2 separate regions of the Mus musculus genome follow, and region 2 is linked to region 1. A link is a loop called in an ENCODE intact Hi-C map of the cell type or tissue named here. Cell type or tissue: left cerebral cortex. All regions are shown on one strand.

Region 1 (8,000 bases):
TAGCCAGAAGCTGGAAACAATCTTGATGTGTTGGGACAGAATAATGGATACAGAAAATGTGGTACATTTACACAATGTAATACTACACAGCTATTAAGAAGGAGGACATCCTGAGTTTTGTAGGTAACCAGATGGAACTAGAAAATATCATTCTTAGTGAGGTTACTCAGACCCAAAAGGGCATGCATGGTATGTACTCACTAGTAAATGAATATTAGCCAAAAAAATAAAAAATACAGAATACCCAAGATACAGTCCACAGAATTAAAAAAGGCCAACAAGCTGAAGTGCCCAAGTGAGGATGCCTCAGTCCTACTTGGGAGAGAGAAGAAAGCAATCACAAGTGGGAAGTCAGGGTGTGACCTGGGAGGGAAAGTAGAAGGGGGAAGAGTGGTGTGAGAAGGGAAGTTGGTCTGGTATTGGATGAGGGAAAATGACTGAAGTCCTGAGGGTGGACAGAAAGATTAAAAACAGGCAACCTTGGGAAATAGGAGGTTGGGGGACACTCCAAAATGCACTGGAAACCTAGGAGGGGAGAGACTCTCAGGACTCAAAAGGAGGGACCTTAGATGAAATACCCAACAGTAGGGAACCTATAGAGGCCACCTCCTGCAGAAAAACAGGACATCAGGTGAGAGATGGGGTTGCCATGCCACAGTCACACCTCTGACTCATATTTGTCTGAAAGAATTACAGGAACGGAAATGGAGAGGAGCCCAAGGATAAGAAGGTCCAGTGGCAGACCCAAAGTGGGATTCAGCTCAAGTGGAGGTCCCAAGGCCTAAGACTATTACTAAGTCTATGGAGCACTCACAAAAAGAGACCTATCATGACTACCCTCCAAAAGACCCAACAAGCAGCTGAACGAGTCAGATGCAGATATTTGCACCCAACCAAGGAATAAATTCAACTGACCCTTGTTTTTGAATTAGGGAAGGCTGAAAGAAACTGCGGAGAAGTGCAATCCTGTAGGAGAACCAGCAGTCTCAATTAATACGGACCCCCGAGGTCTCTCAAACACTGGACCACCAAAAGGACAGCATATACCAACCATCTGATTGCTGAGTCCCCCCATTACACATAAAGTTGACGACTTCTGGGTCTGTGTTCATTCAGAGATAATGCACCTAACTCTTAAGAAACTAGAGATCCCAAGAGACTGGAGACCCCAGGGGGTTGGATGTGGAGATTAGGTATGAGATGTGGAAGAGTTGGAGGGTGGATTGGGGAGGGAATAAAATATGGTGTGTAAAAAATAAATTAATTTTTAAAAACTTCACAACTCAATAAAAAGAAAAAGAAAGAATTGATATGTCAAACTGATTCCTAAACATCTAAGTTTATACCCTAGAAAAATAGTCACTCTTTCTACAATATCTGTATAAAACAAGGGAATGTTACAGAAGGTATAGGAAGACTATAAAAACTAGATGACAAATAGAAGAGTGGTCAATTCCTCAGTTTAGGTCTTGATTTCTTCTATATTGTCTTCAATATTTAAGAATCATTCTTCTGTCTCTTCTATTTTGCTGGTGAGTCCTACCTCTGTGCAGTGAAAATTTTAGGAACTTGTACAAGAAGCACAGAGGTAGGACTCACCACCAAAATAGAAAAGAAAGAAGAATGAATCTCAAATATTGAAGAGAATATAGAAGAAATCAATTTGTAGTCAAGGAAAAATTTGAATCCAGGTGTGGTGGCGCACATCTTTAATCCCAGCACCTGGGAGGCAGAGACAGGCAGATTTCGAGGCCAGCCTGGTCTACAAAGTGAGTTCCAGAACAGCGAGGGTTACACAGAGAAACCCTGTCTTGGAAAAAAACAACAACAACAACAACAACAACAACAAAAAATTGAATCTAATAGCATCAAGTAGAAAATACTCAAGAGAGTTTAGATGTTATAAAAATGAATCTAAAAATAATTATAGAAAAATGTGAAATTCAGTATAAAGCATAGAAAATGTTTTAAACAAAATCATAGGAAAACTCTTTTTTAGCTTAAAGAATGAGAGGTCTATCAAAGCGTAAGAAGTACACAGAAAAAAAATAGAACCAGAAAAGAAATTCTTCACTGCCCATAACAATAAAAAACAAAATGTACAGATCAAGACACAAATAGGAAGGAACTAACTACAAGTACTTTTTTTTTTCAGATAATATATGTATACATAAGTAACCCTACAAGTATAACCATGAAACCCATTATGGCTGATAAATACTTTCAATAAAGTAACTGAATACAAAATTAACCAACAAAAAATACCATTCTTCTTACATAAAAATTTAAAATGGACTGGGAAAAATATCAGGTAAACAACGCATTTCATAGTAGATTCAAATAATATAAACTATCTGTGGTACTTCTAACAAAGCAGGTGAAAGACTTGTATGATAAAACTTTAATACATTGAAGAAAGACACTGGGGAAGATATCAGATAGTAGAAAGATATTCCATACTCATGGATTAATAGGGCTAACATAGCAGAAATGTGTAACCTACCAATTAGAACCTTCATATTCAAACAAATTCCCAAAACATTTCTTGATAGATCTTGAAAGGATAATGTTCAGCTACAAATGGAAACATAAAAATCCAGGGTAGGTTTAACACTATTAAATAATGAAAGAATTTTTGTGTTCATCAATATGCTCCTTCTTAAATTTCACTTCAGAGCTATAGTAACAAAACCATCATGGTGTTGGAACAAAATTACACACATTTCTCACTGGAATTGAACTAAATACTCAGACATATGTAGTTTATACACTTATGGACACCTGTTTTATGATAACATCATATTATATACACTGGAAAATTACAGCATCAATGTACAGTTTGATACTGTTTGCACCATTTGTTCCTGTTTATGGTGGATGAATTAAAGTAGAAGATTACAAATTGATCAGTACCTACAACTTATCAAAAAACTTAACTTCAAGTAGATCAAGAACCTCAATATAACTCCAGATACAAAGAGTATGATAGAAGACAAAATGAGAAATCATTTTGAAACCCTTTACACACACACACACACACACACACACACACACACACACACACACACAACCTTTCTGAACAAGACATCATTAGCACAAGTACTTAAGAACACATAATAAATAAGATCTCATGAAACTGAAACTTCAAAGAACACTATCATTTGTAGAATTTTTTTTTTACCAGCTACACATTCGATAGAGTTAACACCTAAGATGTATGAAAATTTAAAAAGTTAGACATGGAGAAAAGAAATAATTTAAAAGGGGGTACATATAAAAACAAAATTCTCAAAAAGAAAACTCAAATGGCTATAAAAACACTTAAACATGTTCACCATACTTAGCCATGAATGATATGCAAGTCAAAACTTCACTGAAATTTCATCCTACACCCACCAATTACACTTTTCAATAAAAGAAATGACAGTTCTTACTGGTAAGGATGTGAAGTAAAAGGCACATATATCCGTTGCTCATAGGAGTGTAAATTAAAGAAATCACTGTGGTGGTTTCTCAGAAACCTGAGAGTAGATCTACCTCAAGGTATAGCTATTCTACTCCAGAGCACATACCTAAAGGATGCTTTCTTCTAGTGCAGGGACAGTTTTTCAATCATGCAAAAGAATATAGGCAAAATATTCAGAAATACACACACACACACACACACACACACACACACACACACACACACACACACACATACATGCATTCCAAATAAAATTACCAAGTAATGAGACCGACAATGAACAAACTGGACATCTCTCCTCACCGAATGAAGTTTCCAGTACCAGAACACAAGCAAATGTGCATCAGTGTAATTGTATCAGTGGACAATCAGCTCTTTTATAATATTTGTTGTCTAATTTTTTTAGTCTACAAGTAATCTGTATTTAACTGTGATTCACACAGATGTCCCTACAAAATCAAATTCTATTTCTCATAGCTTATTTCATCTTCCCTCTTCTTTTTCCACTACTATTTTTGTTAACTTAGAATTATTCTAATATATTTCTGAACCTACAACAATTCCTCAGTGTAAATATGATATCCAAGTTTTGTGCATTTAGTACAAATATTGAGTCATATTTGCTGAATAGACACAATGACTAGTTCCTCTAAACTGGATACTATTGTGACTTTCTTTATTTCATTGTTACATTCACTCTTTAGGAACAATGGTTTAAATACCCTGCCCTTTGTACCAGATCTTCATTTTCCTGAAGTACTAAACATTGATACAGCTCAAAAATGCAAGTGAGAGGTTCATACCTGTACTCAGTGCTACCATCTGGAGGAGAAACAAAACAACACAGTGTGCAGTAAGAGGTACTCCTATAGTTCCCATTACACCTGTGATGAGACATAAGTTAATCACTAGTTAAAACACAAATTTGGAGAAATCAAATACTTCCATATTTTCTACAACTGGTTTCCAAGCAAAGTTACCCACCATTAAGGCTCAATTTCTGACAATGAATAGTTTAACTACAGTCATTTATCCCAGATTTCTAAAATAATTATCACATTTTAAATTGGTGAATCTGGTGATCCTAGTTTTAGGAAAGTTCCATGTAATGAATAGATTGCTTCAGATGTTTCTTCCCCATTAGAGAATCACAAACTCCCAGACTTGATGGTATCATCTGGATTTGCAAGCTTTATTATATTGGCTGTCTTTCCAGAAAATTTTATGGAACTAACAAACAGATACAAGTCTCAAAAGCCTTTTGGTATACTGTCATATTTAGTTCAATTTAATTAGAGAAAAGTTATGATACAGATTTAGCCTTACAATTTTTAGAATAATTACATTAGCATTTTAGAATCCTATGACTTTCTTGTCCAAAATTATTAAAATTTAGTTTTAGGGAGAATTCATAATTTGAATATGTTTTGGGGACCTTATTGTTAGTAAAAAGTTAATGTTAAAAATAAACTTTCATACTCAAATGTGAAGGCTTTTTATCAGTTACTTAGTATTTTGGGCTCCAATAAAGTGATGAAATGGATAGTTTTCTATTTCTATCAATCACAAACATAAAAGTTTAGGTACTATGGTTGTAGAGACATGGGAAATTGAAAGGAACCTTAAAATTAATATAATCTATACCTTTGTCTTGTGTCCTATATTTTTAAGAAATACCAAAATATTTGTGATATATTCTTTTTCAATTTTAAATAAACAAAATAAATTTTTTTCCTATATATCAAATATGTTTTACAATTTTTTAAAAAAATTATTTTCTTTGTGTGTATGTGTGTTTTACCTGCATATATGTAAGTATACCACTTGTTTTTATGATGAACACATAGAGAAAAAGAAGTTCTTGAACATTCAGAAACCAAAGTTAAAGTTAGTTTTGAATCACCATACAAGTTTCAAAATTAAACCTGGGTCTTCTGCCAAATCAAAACCCATTTCACTTAGTACTAGAGTCAAATATGGTTATGTACCGTCTTATGGGTTCTAGAAGTAATTCTGGACCCAACACAAGAGCACACAGTCTTCTTAACTACTTACACATCTCTCCACCCCTCCTTCTTTTATATTTTATTATTGTATATCAATTATACACAGTAGATATCATTATGACATATTTAAACATGTATTTACTTAATATTCACCTTCTTTGCCCTCTCTTGAAACCTTCCATTCTCTCTAATTTTCCTCATTCCAACTACTTGCCTTCATACTTTCATGTTTTTATTTTTTAATTTATTGTTTTTGATAATTCTAATCAAACTCAAAGTGTCTGTAATTAGGATATATTGCTGGGCTATGGTAAAGTTTTGTTCACGAGAAAATAGTTCATTAATGGATACACCCCTGAAAATCATCTCTTCTCCGACTGTCAATTATTAGTTTCATATAAAGCTTCAGAGTGGGATGAGATCTTGTGAGTTTCTCCCACTTTCACAATGTTAAATGATGGATATTGATCCTTTGCAGGACTTGTGTAGGTAATCACAGTTGCTATGAGTTAAAATATTTCCAAGTAAAGTTTAATGTTCTATTAAGAATGTCTATTTTTTCCCTTCCTTTAGCATTCTGTTAAAATGTGATGTGTGCATTCTATGTGCTATAGTGTGGCATTTCAAAATGTAAACTTTACAAGTTAAAACTATTGATGATCTCTTCCAGTTCTTTTAAAAACATAAGATAAATGGGTCTTTTTGTTTGTTTGTTTTCAAGAAAAGGATTCTCATGCTATCATAACTCTGGCTCTCCTGGAACTTGGTCTGTAGACCCAGCTGGCCTTGAACTCAAAGACACAGTACTGACTTTGCCTGTGGATTGCTGGGATTAAAGGCATGTAATAATTTATCTGGGTACAGTTAATTATTTTAAACTAGAGTTTCTCTACTACATTTATTTCTCCTAGATAATTATACATTTGTAAATTCTCAAAAGAATAATTATCTCCCATTTCTCCATCTCTTTGCATTTTCTAGATCCTAGTGATGATGAGTCTTGCTGTCTACTACGAAACCAACACTTTAAAAATATTTAAATTGAAATAGAATTATATTACATTTTCACTACCCTTCCTTCCTCCAGCTTCACTCACACTAACCCCTCTCAAGCCAAGAGCATCTTTTTTTTATTATTGCTACACACATACATATATCTATATATACAGATCTATCTATCTCTCATGTATATAAACATATGTACATTATATATATGTTTGACATTATTATATCGCAATATACAATGTCTTTTTATTATAAAAATAATAATACAGAAATGTGTACAATTGTGTATATATACTTGTGTGTGTGTGTGTGTGTGTGTGTGTGTGTGTGTGTGTGTGTGTGTGTGTGTGTGAACATATCCTGCTGAATCATTTGATTTCTGTTTGGTTTGAAGGTTGACCACTCTGCATTGGACAAGCAAAAGTAGGCTCATTCCTGGGAGAAACCAAATCTTCTACAAGCAGTCATTAGTTCTTTGTAGTTCCTTGTCTACAGTTGGAATCACTGTAAAATTTTCTTCTTATACATTAACATGTCTGTTAATTCTATTGTTCCAGTCCTTTTTATGTAACCATTTCAATGAAATCAGGCTTTAAAACTTCCACTCATGACTAAAAATATGAAGTACATTTCGTTTTTGCTAGCCTATTTTAGAAAACACACTTCTAAAAGCACATTTCAGAAACTCAACAGGTTAATCTCACATATTCTACCCATTTCTGATTTTGTTCATTACAACTAAACACAATAGAGAAGGTCTTTTGGTTGATCTCATGGGACAGGCATGCATTTCATTTTATGTACCTGAGAAAAAAATAGTCATAGGCACATATTTTCTTTGCCCTGATATAAGGGCAATACATAACCTGAGCTCAGTATCCACTAAGATTCAATTTCACAGAGTCACTTTCAGATTTCAACTGATATATAAAAGAAACATGGAATCCCCACCAAAATGCATTAACTTTCCATCTATCTGAACTCTGAAATCTACTAATCATTATATACTTCTGTCTAAGTCCTTGTAATGTATTTCTAAGGGGACAGTATTCTTCCCAGTAGGCACAAGGAACTAGAAAGTGTAGAAAAATAAAAATTATCTGTGAAGACAGAACCATATCCTAAAAGCTTACTAAGTTCTCTTACTTACCTGAGCCTGTTGATCCTAAGTCAGCTCTCTTGTCCATATAAAAGTAGCAGTTGTGTCACCTGTGTTTCTAATAATGCTTCAACACTTTTTTCAAGCCACAAAGCACTCCAGAGTCAGATAGAGATCGGGGAAACTAAATACCAACACCCATCTCCTACCCTGAAAATCTGGCCAAATGATTCTATAAGCCTGAAAATTACGACAGGGCTGGGCATGTCAACTCACAAGGAAAATCTTTGTTTGCCTGACTGACTGCATTTGGTATTACTCAAGTACTATCAGGAGTTGCCTCACCCATGGAAGAAATAAAACAAAATTGGACCCCTACCTGCCATACACTGAGTACAGAATGAAAAGCTGTGTTGAATGCATT
Region 2 (8,000 bases), 720 kb after region 1:
GAACATTATCATTTGTAGATTTTTTTCACCAGCTACACATTCGATAGAGTTAATATCTAAGATGTACGAAAATTTAAAATGTTAGACATGGAGAAAAGAAATAATTTTAAAGGGGGTACACATATAAACAAAACTCTCACAAAGAAAACGCAAATGGCCATAAAAACGCTTAAACATGTTCAATATACTTAGCCATGAGTGATATGCAAGTCAAAACTTCACTGAAACTTCATCCTACACCCACCAATTACACTTTTCAATATTTCTTTTGACAGCTCATACTGGTTAGGATTTGAAGTAAAAGGCACATATATCCATTGCTGGTAGGAGTGCAAATTAAAGAAATCATTGTGGTGGTTTCTCAGAAACTGAGAATAGATCTACCTCAAGATATAGCTATTCTACTCCACAACACATACCTAAAGGATGCTTTATTCTAGTGCAGAGACAGTTTTTCAATCATGCAAAATGATGTAGTTAAAAATTTAAGAAATACACACACACACCACACACACACGTGTGTGTGTGTGTGTGTGCTTGCGTGCATTCCAAATAAAATCACCAAGTAATGGGACAGATGATGAACAAACTGAACATCTCTCTTCACTGAATAAAATTTCCAGTATCAGATAGAACACAAGCAAATGTGCATCAGTGAAATTGTATCATTGGACAATAAGCTCTTTTATATTATTTGTTGTCTAAGTTTTTAAGTCTCCAAGTAATCTGTATTTAACTGTGCTTGACACAGATGTCCCTAAAAAATCGAATTCTCTTTCTCATAGCTTCTTTCATCTTCCCTCTACTTTTTCCACTACTAATTTGTTAACTCAGAATTATTCTAATATATATCTGAGCCTACAATTCCACAGTGTAAACATGATATCCAAGTTTTGTGCATTTAGTACAAATATTGAAACATGTTTGCTGAATAGACACAATGACTTGTTCCTCTAAGCTGGATACTCTAGTGACTTTCTTCATTTCATTGCTACATTCACTCTTTAGGAAAATGGTTTAAATACCCTGCCCTTTGTAGTAGATCTTCATTTTCTTGGAGTATTAGACATTGATACAGCTCAAAAACGCAAGTGAGAGGTTCATACCTGAACTCAGTGCTACCATCTGGAGGAGAAACAAAACAACGCAGTGTGCGGTAAGAGGTATTCCTACAGCTCCCATCACACCTGTGATGAGACACAAGTTAATGACTAGTGAAAACTCAAATTTGGAGAAATCAAATACTTCCATATTTTCTACAGCTGGTTTCTGAGCAAAGTTACCATCATTAGGCCTCAATTTCTGACAATGAATAATTTTACTACAATCATTTATCTCGGTTTTTAAAAAATAATCATCACATTTTAGTTGGTAAATCTGGTGATCCTAGTTTTAGGAATGTTCCGTGTAATGACTAGATTACTTCAGATGTTTCTTCCCCATTAGAGGATCACATACTCTCAGACTTAGTGTTGTCATGTGGATTTGCAAGCTTTATTAGATTGCCTGTTTTTGCAGACACATTTATGGAACTGACAAACAGATCCAAGTCTCAAAGGTCTTTTGGTATACTCTCATATTTAGTTCAATTTAATTACAGAAAATTTATGATACATATTTACCCTTACAATTTTTAGAGTAATTATATTAGCGTTTTAGAAGACTATGACTTTCTTGTCCAAAATTATTGAAATTTAATATTATGGAGAACTCATAATTTGAATATGTTTTACAGACCTTATAATTATAAAATGTTAATGTAAAAAATAAATTTTCATACTCAAAATGTGAAGGCTTTTTATCAGTTACTTAGTAATTTTGCCTCTGAAAAATAATCAAATGTGATAGTTTTCTATTTCTATCACAAACATAACAGTTTAGGTACTAGGGTTATAGAGACATGGGAAATCGAATGAAACATTAAAATGAATCTAATTTATACCTTTGTCTCATATGTTCTTTATTTTTAAGAAATACCAAAATATTTGTGATATATATATTTCAAATTTAAATACTAAAAAATAATTTTTCCTATATATGTCAAATATGTATTACAATATTTAAAAATTATTTTGTGTGTATGTGTATACTTGCTCTTGTGTGTGTGTGTGTGTGTGTGTGTGTGTGTGTGTGTGTGTGTGTGTGTGTGTGCGTGCGCGCGTGTGCGTGTTTTACCTGCATATATGTAAGTATACCACCTGTGTTTATGGTGCACACAGAGAGAAAAAGAGGTGCTTGAGCATCCAGAAACCAAAGTTAAAGTTAGTTGTGAACCACCATACAAGTCGTCTTAACTACTTAAACATCTCTTCACCCCTCCTTCTTTTATATTTTATTAGTGTATATCAATTATACACAATAGATATCATTATGACATTGTTATACATGTATATACTTAATATTCACCTCCATTGACCTCTCTTGCAACCTTCTATTCTCACTAGTTTTCCTCTTTCCAACTACTTGCCTTCATACTCTCATGTTTTCTACTTTATTGTTTTTTATAATCCTAATCAAACTCAAAGTGTTCACAATTAGGATATATTGCTGGACTATGGTAAAGGTTTATGAGAAAATAGCTCATTAGTGAATACACCCCTGAAAATTATCTCTTCTGCTGTCAATTATTAGTTTCATATAAAGCTTCAGAGTGGGATGAGATCTTGTAAGTTTCTCCCACTTTCACAAAGGTAAATGATGGTAATTGGTCCTGTGCAGGTCATGTGTATGTAATCACAGTTGCTGTGAGTCAAAATATTACCAAGGAAAATATAATGTTCTATTCAGAAAGTCTACTTTTTCACTCCCTTTATCATTCTGTTAATTGAAATGTGATGTGTGCATTTTATGTGCTACAGTGTGACATTTCAATATGTAAACTTTTCAAGTTAAAACCTACTGATGATCTCTTCCAGTTCTTTCAAAAACATAAGATAAATGGGTCTTTTTGTTTGTTTGTTTTCAAGAAAAGGATCCTCATTGTATCAGAACTCTGGCTCTCTCAGAACTTGGTTTGTAGACCTTGAAATCAAGGAGACAGTCCTGCCTTTGCCTGTGGATTGCTGGGATTAAAAGCATGTAATACTTTATCTAGGTACAGTTAATTGTTTTAAACTAGAGTTTTTCTACTAAATTTATTTCTCCTAGATAATTATTCTTTTGTAAATTCTCAAAAGAAAAATCAACTCTCATTTCTCCATCTCTTTGCATTGTCTAGACCCTAGTGATGATGGTGTTTGCTGTCTACTATGAAACCAACACTTTAGAAATATTTGAATTGAAATAGAATTATATTACATTTTCACTTTCCTTTCTTTCTCCAGCTTCAGTCACACCAACCCCTCTCAAGCCAATACCATCTTTTTTTATTATTGCTATACACATACATATATCTATATATGCAGATCTATCTTTTATGTATATAAACATATGTACATATAAATGTAAATGTGTATATATGTTTGACAACATTATTATACTGTAATATACAATGTAATTATTATTGTAAAAATAATAATACAGAAATGTATACAATTGTATATATAACTGTTTGTGTCTGTGCAGGCGCATGCACATGCACGTGAGAATGCATGTGTGTGTGTGTGTGCATGTGCGCATGCACGTGTGTGTGTGTGTGTGTGTGTGTGTGTGTGTGTGTGTGTGTGTGTAAACATATCCTGCTGAATCATTTGTTTCTTGTTTGGTTTGAAGTTTGACCACTCTGCATTAGCCAAGCAGAAGGCAAAAGTAGGCCCATTCCTGGGAGAAACTAATTCCTCTACAAGGAGTCATTAGTTCTCTGTAGTTCCTTGTCTAGAGTTGGAACCCCTGGAAATGTTTCTTCTTATACATTAACATGTCTGTTAATTATAGTGTGCCAATCCTGTTTATGTAACTGTTTCAGTGAAATCAAGTTTTAAAACTTTCACCCATGACTGAAAATATGAAGTAAATTTCTTTTTTTGCTGGCCTATTTTAGAAAACACATTTTAAAAAACACATTTCTGTGTTCCATCCAATAGAAATGTGTTTTTTTTTAATGTGTTTTCTAAAAGAGGCCAGCAAAAAAAAAAAAAAAAAAAGAAATTTACTTCACATTTTCAGTCTTGGAATATGAAATACAGGGCCCCCAATGGAGTAGCTAGAGAAAGTACCCAAGGAGCTAAAGGGGTCTGCAACCTTTTAGGTGGAACAAAAATATGAACTAATCAGTACCCCCGGAGCTCGTGTCTCTAGCTGCATATGTAGCAGAAGATGGCCTTGTTGGCCATCATTGGGAAGAGAGGCCCCTTGGTCTTGCAAACTTTATATGCCTCTGTACAGGGGAACGCCAGAGCCAAAAAGTGGGAGTGGGTGTGTAGGGGAGTGTGTGTGGGGGAAGGGTATGGGGGACTTTTGGGATAGCATTTGAAATGTAAATGAATAAAATACCTAATAAAAAATTAAAAAATAAAAATGATAAAGAGATGTAAATGAAGAAAATATCTAATAAAAAAGAAATGAGCAAAAAAAAATTAAAGCAAAAAAAAAAAAAAAACCACATTTCTGAATCTCAACAGGTTCATCTCACATATTCTTCCCATTTCTGATTTTGTTCATTACAATTAAACACAAGAGGGAAGGTATTTTGATTGAGCTCATGGAACAGGCATTCAATTCATTTTATGTACTTGAGAAAAAAATAGTCATATATACATATTTTCTTTACCCTTATATAAGGGAAATACATAACCTGAGCTCAGTATCCACTAAGATACATAAAAGAAACTTGGAATCCCCACTAAAAGTCCTTAACTCTCCATCTATCTGAACTACTAATCTACTGATCATTATATATTTCTGTCTAAGTTCTTGGAATTTGTTTCTAAGGGGACAGTATTCCTCTCAGTAGGCACAAGGAAGTGGAAAGTATAGAAAAATAAAAACTATATGTGAGGATAGAACCAAAGTCTAAAAGCTTACTAAATTCTCTTACTTACCTGAGTTTGTTGATCCTAAGTCAGCTCTCTTGTCCATGTAAAAGTAGCAACTGTTTCACCTGTGTTTCTAATAAGGTTTCAACACTTTTCTCAAGCCATAAAGCACTCCAGAGTCAGATCGTGATAAGAGAAACTAAATGCCAACACCCTTCACCTACCCTGAATATCTGGCCAAATGATTCTACAAGCCTGAATCTTAGGACTGGGCTGGGCATGTTAACCCACAAGGAAAATCTTTGTTTGCCTGATTGACTGTATTTGGCATTACTCAAGTACTATCAAGAGTTGCCTCACCTATGGAAGAAATAAAACAAAATCGGACCCCTACTTGCCGTATACTGAGGACAGAATGAAAAGCTGTGTTGAATGCATTTTGAATTCTAGACCTATACATATAAAGGAAAGGATTGTAGAAACTCAAACAAGAAACTTTAAGTGATGATCATTCATTCAAGGAAGTTTCATATAGTTAGTGATATATGACAATAATCTTGAAATCAGAAAAAAAATCAGTTAATCCCATTAAGCAAAGAGGCACAGTAGTTAGCTAGGCTGAAAGAGCACCCTAAAACTTGGTAACAAGTCTTCACAGGGCCTATAATTTGGCCCAGTCTCAATACCTGGTACATCTTAAAGAATACCTGGTACATCTTAAAGACACAAAAGAAAGTATTCAATCAAAAACTCCCAGTAATTTTCAGTAGCTTGACTGGGAGAACAGAAGGGAACAAACAACTAGAGATGAGCATCAGGAAAATATAACAGAGGTTATAGAACTTTAAAATATATATGTGATATATATCAACACACACATTAATTATTTTATTATGTAGACATAGAAAACAATGTGAACTTTACTCAAGAAGCTAGAAATATATTTTCCACTAGGTACAGCTATACAAATTTTAGGTATATACACCAAAAATTTGGCATATACTAAAGAAATATTTGGCCATTAATTATATTAATTAGGATTTCCATTAATATGAAAATGAACCATGATCATGAAAACTTTTTAAATTAACTTATATATTTATTCACATTACATCACAATATCTGCCCTCACTTTCCCCAGTACATCCTTCATACATTTCCTCCCTCACTCTCCCTTCACTTCTCCTCTGAGAAGAGAAAGAACACCCTGGATATCATCCCACCCTGATATATCACCTCGTTGTAGGACTAGGTACAATCTCTCCTACTGACATCATAAAAGGCAATGCAGTTAGGGGAATAGGATCCACAGGCAGGCGACTGATTCATGTCAGTCCCACTTCAATTGTTGGAGGACCTGCATGAAAGCCATGCTGCACATGTGCTGCATATGTGCAGGGGGTCTAGATCCACTTCATGTTCATTCTTTCATTGGTGTTTCTGTTTCTGGAAGTCCATAAAAAATTGTATTAGTTGACACTGTTGGTCTTCCTGTGGAGTCCTTCTCTTCTCCAACTCATTTACTCAACTCTTCCACAAGCTTCCAAAAACTCCATCTAATGTTTGGTTGTGGGTCTCTGAATTTGTCTCCATTGGCAGCTGGGTGGAGCCTCTAAGAGGATAATTATCCTAGGTTCCTGTCTTCAAACGTAACAGGGTATCTGCAAACATAATGGTATCAAGAACTGGTTCTTAGCTGGGCAGTGGTGGCACATGCCTTTAATCCCAGCAGAGTCTGGTGGATTTCTGATTTCAAGGCCAGCTTGGTCTACAGGCAGCCCGGGCCACACAGAGAAACCCCTTCTTGAAAGTAAAAAAAAAAAAAAAAAAAAAAGAATTGTTTCTGGGTTTGATATCAATTTGGGCCAGTCATTGGTTGGACATTCTCTCCAACTCTGTTCTATCTTTGTCCTTGCATATGTTGTAGGCTGGACACATTTTGTGCCAAAGGTGCTACATGATGTGGCCACTTCAGGATCCATATACCACACTGCTAAGAATATCAGCTAGAGTTACTTACATAGACACCATAGAAACCCCCACTGTCCCTGGTCTCTGGAACACCATATAGGTGTCCCTCACTCAGTTGTCTGCCATATTTGATATATCTCCCCTGCTCTCCCTAAACTTGATGCCACTCACATTCTGTTCCTTCCCCATGCCCTCCTTTCATCAACTTCTAATATCTATTTTATTTTATTTTCTGAGAAAGATTCATCCACCTTCCCTTGGGCCATCTTTGTGGGTTTTTTTGTTTTGGTTTGGTTTGGTTTGGTTTGGTTTGGTTTGGTTTGGTTTGGTTTTTTGTTTGTTTGTTTGGTTGGTTGGTTGGTTGGTTGGTTGGTTAGATTTTTTTTTGTTCGTTTGTTCTGTGGATTTTAGTCTAGTTATCCTGTTTTTTATAGCTAATATTCAATTATAAGTGAATAAATCTCATGCCTGTCCTTTTGGATACCTCACTTAGGATGAGATTTCCTAGTTGCATCCATTAGACTTTAAAATTCATGTTGTCCTTGCTTTAAAAGCTGATTATATTACACTTTGTAAATTAACCATATTTTCTATATCCATTCTTCAGTTGAGGGACATGTAGGTTGTTTCCTGATCCTGGATATTACAAATAAAGAAATTATGAATATAGTTGAGCTAGTATACTGGTGGTATGGTACGGCATCTTTTAGGTATTTGTCAAGGAGTGGTATACCTGTTTCTTTAGGTAGAACTTGTCCCAATTTTAAAGAAACTGCCTAATTGATTTCTGGAGTGGTTATACAAGTTTGTACTCCCATTAGCATTGTAGGAGTATTCTTGCTCCTCATTATCACCGCCATCCATCATATATTCTTCCTTGAGCACTATATTTTAGCCAATCTGATGGATGTAATGTGGAAACTCAGTCATCTTGATTTGAATTTTGACTATGACTAATAACTTTCAACATTTCTTTAAGTCTTTATGGAACACTAGAGGTTCTTCTATTCAGAATTTTCTGTTCAGCTCTGTACCCCAGTTTTTAATTGGGTTTTATGGATCACTGGCATCTAACTTCTTTAGCTCTTTACATTTTTTCGATATTAGTCCTTTGTT

The links. Peaks named below come from ENCODE experiments on the same cell type or tissue, not always from the same donor. Only the 100,000 strongest peaks of a DNase experiment are listed, where the experiment ranks them.
Region 2: a loop joins it to region 1, with 17 times the contacts of the local background. A loop is called at or near these places in 10 of 42 quality-filtered maps.

What each region holds. Positions count from the first base shown.
Region 1 is chr4:113,279,298-113,287,297 of GRCm38, forward strand. It overlaps Skint6 (selection and upkeep of intraepithelial T cells 6), which reads right to left and starts at 7,676. Exons shown (of 49, transcript NM_001103199.1): 1 at 7,628-7,676; 2 at 4,270-4,350. The coding sequence starts at 4,345. In left cerebral cortex, no CTCF peak of the experiment used is centred here; no DNase peak of the experiment used is centred here.
Region 2 is chr4:113,994,476-114,002,475 of GRCm38, forward strand. It overlaps Skint5 (selection and upkeep of intraepithelial T cells 5), which reads right to left and starts at 5,028. Exons shown (of 59, transcript NM_001167876.1): 1 at 4,980-5,028; 2 at 1,107-1,187. The coding sequence starts at 1,182. In left cerebral cortex, no CTCF peak of the experiment used is centred here; no DNase peak of the experiment used is centred here.